Regions from separate parts of the Homo sapiens genome. Here region 1 is linked to region 2. A link is a contact called in ENCODE Hi-C or POLR2A ChIA-PET data. All regions are on one chromosome and are shown on one strand. Each heading gives the region's core, a stretch centred on a gene start or an enhancer-like site at or near the end of the contact. The rest is flanking DNA. Distances are from core to core; before and after follow the strand shown. Region 1 holds the start of NXPH2 (neurexophilin 2). Region 2 overlaps NXPH2 (neurexophilin 2).

Region 1 (3,639 bases), core at 784-3,283, 71 kb after region 2:
CCATCAGTCCATGCTGTAATATTAGAATCTAGCTCTTAAGGAGAGCATATAATCCCTTCAAGATGTATTTCCTATTCCTTACTGACTATGGCGGTGTGGAAAAAAAAAATATCTAACATTTCCAATATAGTAGCTGGGAGAAGAACTTTTCCCCGACACGTGCCCAAATATATTTTCTCATCTTTAAGAGCCTATCACACTGCTTACGGAGCAGATACACAGTTCATATTTATTAAATGCAAAATTAATGAACTAAGATTCGTGAAGATATTCTGAAGACCCCACATAAACACCTGATTTCCCCAGGCTTTTCCTTACACACACCATACAAATGCTGCTTTGTTAGATCACCTTTTATTAGAATCCAGACTAAAAAATTTTAAAGCAAGGGATACTAAAGATTAATGTGGCATATATTTTGGATTCATAATGCCTAAGATGTAAAATGTATTTTAACATGGAGTATTGTAGATAGCCAGTATGTGATGGCTCATTCAAGGATATTTGGGCATATCATTGCATTTTCTTCTTGATGCCATTGAAGAGTTTCTGAGTTAACGCTGTGCAGGTGAAGCTAATCTCCACCGTAACAAGCATGGACCACGGGCATCTCAGAGGTCTCTCCACCTTTTAGAGTTCCTTCCACCCTCAGAACTTGCAAAGTGCCTCTGCCTTAACAATATCATACATATCATAAACTTTCAAAGTTACTTGATTTTCCCCCTAATAGGAAAAGAAAGAGACAAAGAGAACGAGAGAGAGAGCGAGCGAGAGAGAAGAGACTGTCATCTTCTAAGTGCTTGGGCAAAGTCTTAAGTATGAGGACCAAAGAAACTATGGCATCAGGAGAAAGCCCTCTTAATAGCACCCTAACAAGGCAAGAGCTAAGTGACCAGAAGAAATCCATCACAGATGCTGACCCAGCCAAAGCACTCCCCTTCTGTAATTTTACTTTAAAAGTTTCTTCTTGAAGATCTTACTTTGGTTTTCCCTCAACTATAATTAGCCATGCATATAGAACATAGGCGTATATCAGGAGGAGGAGAGCGTGGCGCCTCGCGGGAAGAGAGAAGAGAGTGACAACGCGAACCCCAAACCACATTTTAATACGTTTCTTATTCCTCAGCGCCTCCGAGCCACCCAGACCAGGCGGGCGGTCTCCCTGAAAAGACAGCTTCGAGATGCCCGAGAGGGGGCTCCTGCGCGGAGCTGGGCATGAAAGTTATATCTTGTGTCCCCAGCTGGCAGAAAGCCCCATCCCAGTCCCTAGCGCCAGACGGAAAACGAAGAGAAATCCAAGCTGTCCCCCAAATCCGTATTTTGCCTAAGTTTTCTCCCAGCAAGGCGCCACTACCTGGCTCTGAGAACGAGGATGCATGCACTATGCTGTGCTTTGGGAGAAGTGTCTGTGTGCATCTGGGCAAAACACCACGTGAAAAATAAACACCACCAAGCCTCTCAAACTGTGAACAGGAGGAAGGTCTTTCTGCCCCTTCTCATCCTATCAATTTACTTTCCTTCCTCTCCTTGACCGCTTATCAATAAACCGCTTCCTTCTCCCGGACCTACTTCCCGGCCACCTTCTGCCTACTTTACCCCAGCGCTCAAGTCCCAACCCGTGCTAAGCCCCTGAGTCGCCTGTAGATCCCGTCTATTCCGTTCTTCAATTCTTCCCTTTCGACCTCTAAGGCAACCCAAAACTCCTTGCCCTCCGCGCGCCCCCAACCCCACTTCCCAAGCAGGCCCAGGCTGGGCTCCAAGTCAGCCGCCTGCGCGGTTTTCCCGCCGAAACGCGTCCCCGGCGTGTGGGACGGCGCGCGGGCCGGGCACTCACCAGCTGCAGCAAGCCAGGGACCACCACGAGGGGCAGCGGCCGCAGGCGCATGGTGCCGGCTGGCGCGGCTTTTCACGAGCTGCGCGCCCTCGCCTGCCTCTCGCGCATCTCCACTTCGCGGGGCAGGACTGAGGACGCCAGGGACACAGCGCGGCGCTTCCCTCCCGGAATCCGAGCGCTGCGCCGTGCCGCGCAGCTCTGGCCGGGTGGGCGGGCAGGGAAGGGGGAGGGTGGGCGGACCGGAGGTGCCTCTCCCGGCCCCCCGCGCGCCCCTCCTCGGAGGGGGCCGGCAAAGAGCCTGCGGGGCAGCTCGAGCTCCGGCACGCGGCGGGGGGCTTCAGTCGCGCCTTGGACTCTCCCGCTTGGCCGGGCTTGGGGTGAGCGCGTGGGGCGCCTGCGGGAGGGAGGCGGCGGCTCGGGCGCTTGGGTGATGGGTTCAGTGCGAGGCTGCCCTCCAGATCCGATCCCGCCGGGCGGATGCCTGGCCGAGCTGAGCACGCCTGGCCAGCCGGTGCCCCAGAGCCCCGAGAGGCCGGGTGCCTCCTCCCACCCCCGCCCAGCAGAAGGCCGGTCCGAGAGGCTCCACTGTGCCAAGCGCCCTGCCAACTGACTGGCTCTCGCTTTGGCTGGGGAGATTGGGGATGAGGGGAAGAAAAGGTTCTCCCTGGGTGGCTGCAAGAAAGAGTGCGCCCGCCTGGAGAGCGCCCAGAGAGTTTAGGAGGGGAAGGCGATTGCAGAGTCCTGGGGCGGGGCGTGGGGAGCTGCGAACGGAAAAGGCTGGGGCGGGGAGGTGAGGCTGGAGCCCAGGACGCCCTGGGAGAGTGCCCTACTCTGCCGCAGCGCCAAGCTCGCAGAGCCGCGGGTAAGGGGTACAAAGTGCGCCTGGTGCGGCTGGAAGGATTTCTGGGGTTGGGGAGTAATGGGGACCTCGAGGGACCAGGAGCAGAACTGTGAGAAACGGAGCTAGGTGATGTCTGGTTTACTCCGGTTTGGGGATGGTATAGACAGCTAGGTGTCCTGAAGACAGACAAAGTTGCTCCCAGACCTTCTGCCCGGGCTTTGGAGAAGCAGAATAAAGGCAGGATACCCCACCACAGCCTCCGACTTCAGAAATATTGGAGAGGGGTATCTTTGCGGACGGGCGAAGGTGCAAACCTGATGCCTGTGAGCCTCGACCTCCGTGTTAACAACTCGCCATTGGAGAGATCCTTAACCTTTTACTATCTTTGTGCTGGACACTCGAGTGGAAAAATCAAAGGCAATGGGGCTCACAGACCTGCACTGTTTTTACGGTAGATCAGAGTTTGGGCGTCATTCGTCACTCCTTTATTGAACAGGTGGGAAACCTAAGGTCCAGAGAGATACATTCACTTCTCCAAGGATGAGACTTTAGGCAGTTGCTCCGACAGAATACCCAAGGCGAGAATGCTTCTTACATCTAGAAACGCAAAGCTCTTAGAGAAGAAAACCATGTTGAAGCAAGGGAGTAGAATTGCAATTGATTTCTAGGCTTTAAAAAATAAACCCAACAAAAAGCACAGATTAAGTTGTAATTTTTGGACAAAAAAAAAAAAGTTTCCTTCTCCTCTGCTTACCACCCCCACCCCAAAATAGAAATGAAGGAGGGTTGTTAAATCTTAGCGGTTGAAGCAGAGCAGCCTTGGTCCTAGGTTTCAAAGGCAGGAGGATTGCTTTGACTAGGGCAAAATCCTACTATTCCTTTCACTGAGTGTGCCAAGATTGTGCAGATGGGGAGGGAGGTTATTCCAGAGTGTTCTGGGATCCCAGTGTGAATTTGAGAGTGT
Region 2 (3,637 bases), core at 10-2,509:
GTCTGCCCTTTTAAAATCTGACCTTGTCAGAAGACTCCCTGGACAGTCAAGCTGATTACTACAGATACTCCCTCCATTTCTCTCTTACTGAAATAATTTGTGATGGCAGTCACAAATCTGACTGTCCCAAGATGCCAGGGCTGTCTCCTCTTATAGAGCCTCATGTGTGGCACTGTGCTTGTCTTGTCCATAACTGCACTTACCCTACTACACAGGGCATTTAATAAATGTGTTTAAATCACAGAATTTCATTGTTTTTCTGGCATGGGACAACAGGAAAGCCGATCTGGAAAAACAACAATAACAACAAGACAGCTGCTACTTTCCTCAGCCGTCACACACGCTGCCCACTTCACAACTATCTCCCCGGCCATGAACTTGAACTTGAGAGAAGAATGAGTATCAATGAATTAAGATGTTTTAGAAAGTATCTGAACATACAATTGAGCTGGCACTATTTTGTACATCAGGATTTTAATATTGCAAAGGACTGTATTGATTGCCTAAATCTAAAAATAATTTCATTAATGGAAGAAGATGTAATGTGATTTAATATGCAAATTAATGCTGCATTCACTGAAAACTATTAAACCAGCTCATTTAGCAATTTGAGTGAACATTGCTAATACATTTCCAGAGTTTTCTTTTTCCTCTACAATCATACTGAAAACTCCTGAAAGACAACAAATGTCTTTTAGTTCTGAATACTCTATATAGCAGTCTAGAAATAGGCCAAGCTAATGTGAGGTATAGTGCTTATTATTCTTTGAATGTTGTTCTAAATTAAGGAGACAAGTTGCAGAAAAGTTAACTACTGTGAACTGGAAAACCTCCAATTAAGTAGTTGGATTCCAACCTCTCCTTGACTCACAGGCTGGAGGACATTTATCAAAGCATAGGGACATCGGGACTGAAAACAAGGGCTGATTTAGACAACAAAAGCTCTGATTCACTCTCTCCATGTTGACAAAATATACTCTATACCCACAAACTTAAGCTGTGTCCATGCACACACAAACCAGTCTGAAACAAAAACAAGTGAGCATTTAAATTTAGACCAATTATGACAGCAAAAGCTGTGTTCTTTGGCATTCTACCAAACAAAAAGCTTCAGAAACCAGCACTTCAAATACTCCCCTGGTCCACACATGTATTCTAGCAGCAGGGACTGGCAATGGAGCTAATTCCAATCAACGAGGAAGCTATTTAGGTCCCACAAGGCTGACTCTGAGAGTCGCTGGGGGATGCTGGGGTGCTGGCTCCACTCGAGACGGTACAACAGCCCCTTCTATCCTCTCAGGGAAACAGGGGCAGCTGCCCAGGGGAGGCTCACACTGCACTTTCTCTCCCATCCTAAATCCTACAGCAGCCTTCACAGTTTCTCTTTTTATAATTTTATTTTATTTTGGTGAAATAGAGATAACAAAATTTGTCATCTTAACCATTATTAACAGACTTTATTTTTTAGAGCAGTTTTGAGTTCACAGCAAAATTAGCAGCCAAGTACAGAGATTTCCCATATACCCCTGCCCCCCTCCCTACCCACAGCTGCCCCATTACCACCTTTCCCCCCACCAGTGTGGTGCATTTGTTACAATCAATCCTACATTGACACATAACTACCACCTCAAGTCCATGTTTATGTTAGGGTTCACTCTTGCTGAATCCTATGGGTTTTGACAAATGTATAATGACATGTACCCACCATTATAGGAGCATACTAAATAGTTTCACTGCCCTAAAAATCCTCTGTGCTTTGCCTATTCATCCCGTCCTCTCCCCAACCCCTAATTCTTTTACTGTCTCCCTAGTTTTACCTTGCCCAGAATATCATCTAATTGGAATCAGTAAGTACTATTTTCAGATCAGTGTCTTAGTATTTCACTTAGTATTGTACATTTAAAGTTTCTCCATGTCTTTTCATGGTTTAATCATTTCTTTCACCTGTGGAATAACATTCCATTGCCTGGATTTACCACAATTTATTTATCCATTCACCTACTGAAGGATATTTTGGTTGCTTCCTAATTTTAACCTCTTTTATGTGTACAATTCAGTGGCATTACTTGTATTCACAATATTGTGCAACCATCACAACTGTCTATTTCTCAAACTATTCCATCACTTCAAAAAGGAACTCTGTTAAACATCAAGCAATAACTCCCATTCCTCCCAGCCCCTGGTGACTTACTTCCTGTCTCTATGAATTTACTTATTATTTAATATTTCATGTTAGTGGAGTCATACAATATTTGTCCTTTTGTGTCTCACTTGTATCACTTAGCATAATGTTTTCAGGTTTGTCCATGCCGTAAATATATCAGAACTCCATTCCTTTTTACGGCTAAATAACATTTAATTGTATGTATGTACCACGTTTTGTTTATTCATCACCTCTTGATGAATACTTGGGTTGTTCCCACCTTTGGCAATTGTGAATAATGCTGTAATGAAGATTGGTATAAAAGTATTTGCTTGAGTCCCTGTTTTCAATTATTTTGGGTATATATCCAGGAGAGGAATTGCTGAGTTATATGGTAATTCTATGTTTAGCTCTTAGAGAAACCGCCAAACTTTTTTTCAGCAACTCCACTATTTTACATTCCCACCAACAACACACAAGGGTTCCAGTTTGCAGCTTCTCTTAAACCCAAGCAGAGTAGTTAGTTCAAATGAAGGTTATCTTGAAGTTACCTGGCCTATTGATTAGCTGGCATCCTTCCTCCACCCTAGACTCTATGAGATAAATTTTACTATAAGCTATTATAATTTACCACTCTCAGGCCTACAGTTCTCCATTAGTTTCCCTCACTAAGACTTCTGTTTCTATGCTCTGGACCTCATTACTCTCCTAACATAACCTTGATTCACTCGCCGTCTGTTTTCCACCCTGCTGAAGCAGCCCAACACACCTCTGACTCCATAACTCATCTAAACCACCCATGCCAAACACTTTACCCAAGCTGGCTTCCCCGACTTCCTCAGTCTCTCCCCGACCTTCCTTGGGCCACTCAGCATCTGTGCTAATGTCCTCCCTGCTCCTTGGTTCACAGTCATCTTGCTGCCATCTTCCTGGAGCCGGATCCCACTTAAAATGAGGGGAGATGCTCCTTTTGACTCTCATATTGCAAAATGTTATCGCTGCACCATTCTATTTAAAAATCTCACCCAGAGGAGGAAAGCTCACTAATTAATGGACACTTTAATGGAATTTCCTTCCCATTTCTATCACTTTTTTTTTTTTTGAGATTGAGTCTCGCTCTGTCACCTGGGCTGGAGTGCAATGGCGCCATCTTGGCTCACTGCAACCTCCATCTCCCAGGTTCAAGCGATTCTCCTGCCTCAGCCTCCGGAGTAGCTGGGATTACAGGCACCCACCACCACGCCCGGCTAATTTTTGTATTTTTAGTAGAGACAGGGTTTCACCATGTTAGTCAGGCTGGTCTTGATCTCCTGACCTCAAGCAATCCACCCACCTCAGCCTCCCAAAGTGCTGGGATTACAGGCGTGAGCCACCGCGCCCGGCCCCTGTCACTCTTATACCTTCCTTTCATTCATCCATTTGCCTCCATCCTACTTGATGCCTTGGCTATCTCATGACAACAGCTTGCAAACCTGTGTCTGCCTCTAAATTGTA

What was found. A loop is a pair of places that touch in the nucleus more often than their neighbours do. ChIA-PET counts read pairs that join two places held with the same protein, here RNA polymerase II (POLR2A). Pooled maps may share reads with other maps.
Region 1: a loop to region 2 is called in a map with no recorded cell type, with 2.0 times the contacts of the local background. The contact joins the promoter of NXPH2 here to the enhancer-like site in region 2. A Hi-C loop is called at or near these places in 4 of 168 maps with a recorded cell type or tissue (Caco-2, HCT116, HepG2 and 1 more), 1 of 37 single-sample maps with no recorded cell type and 4 of 50 pooled maps. POLR2A ChIA-PET finds 5 or more read pairs at or near these places in 1 of 52 experiments (H1).

Annotation. Positions count from the first base shown.
Region 1 is chr2:138,778,357-138,781,995 of GRCh38, forward strand. NXPH2 (neurexophilin 2) reads right to left here and starts at 2,034. Exons shown (of 2, transcript NM_007226.3): 1 at 1,835-2,034. The coding sequence starts at 1,885.
Region 2 is chr2:138,707,914-138,711,550 of GRCh38, forward strand. The region is part of intron 1 of NXPH2 (neurexophilin 2); the gene reads right to left. Among named protein-coding and RNA genes, the nearest start is that of NXPH2, 71 kb to the right of the region's middle. Within about 2 kb of position 1,260, at least 2 of the 41 ENCODE cell types and tissues checked have a DNase peak (open chromatin) inside an H3K27ac peak, as active enhancers do.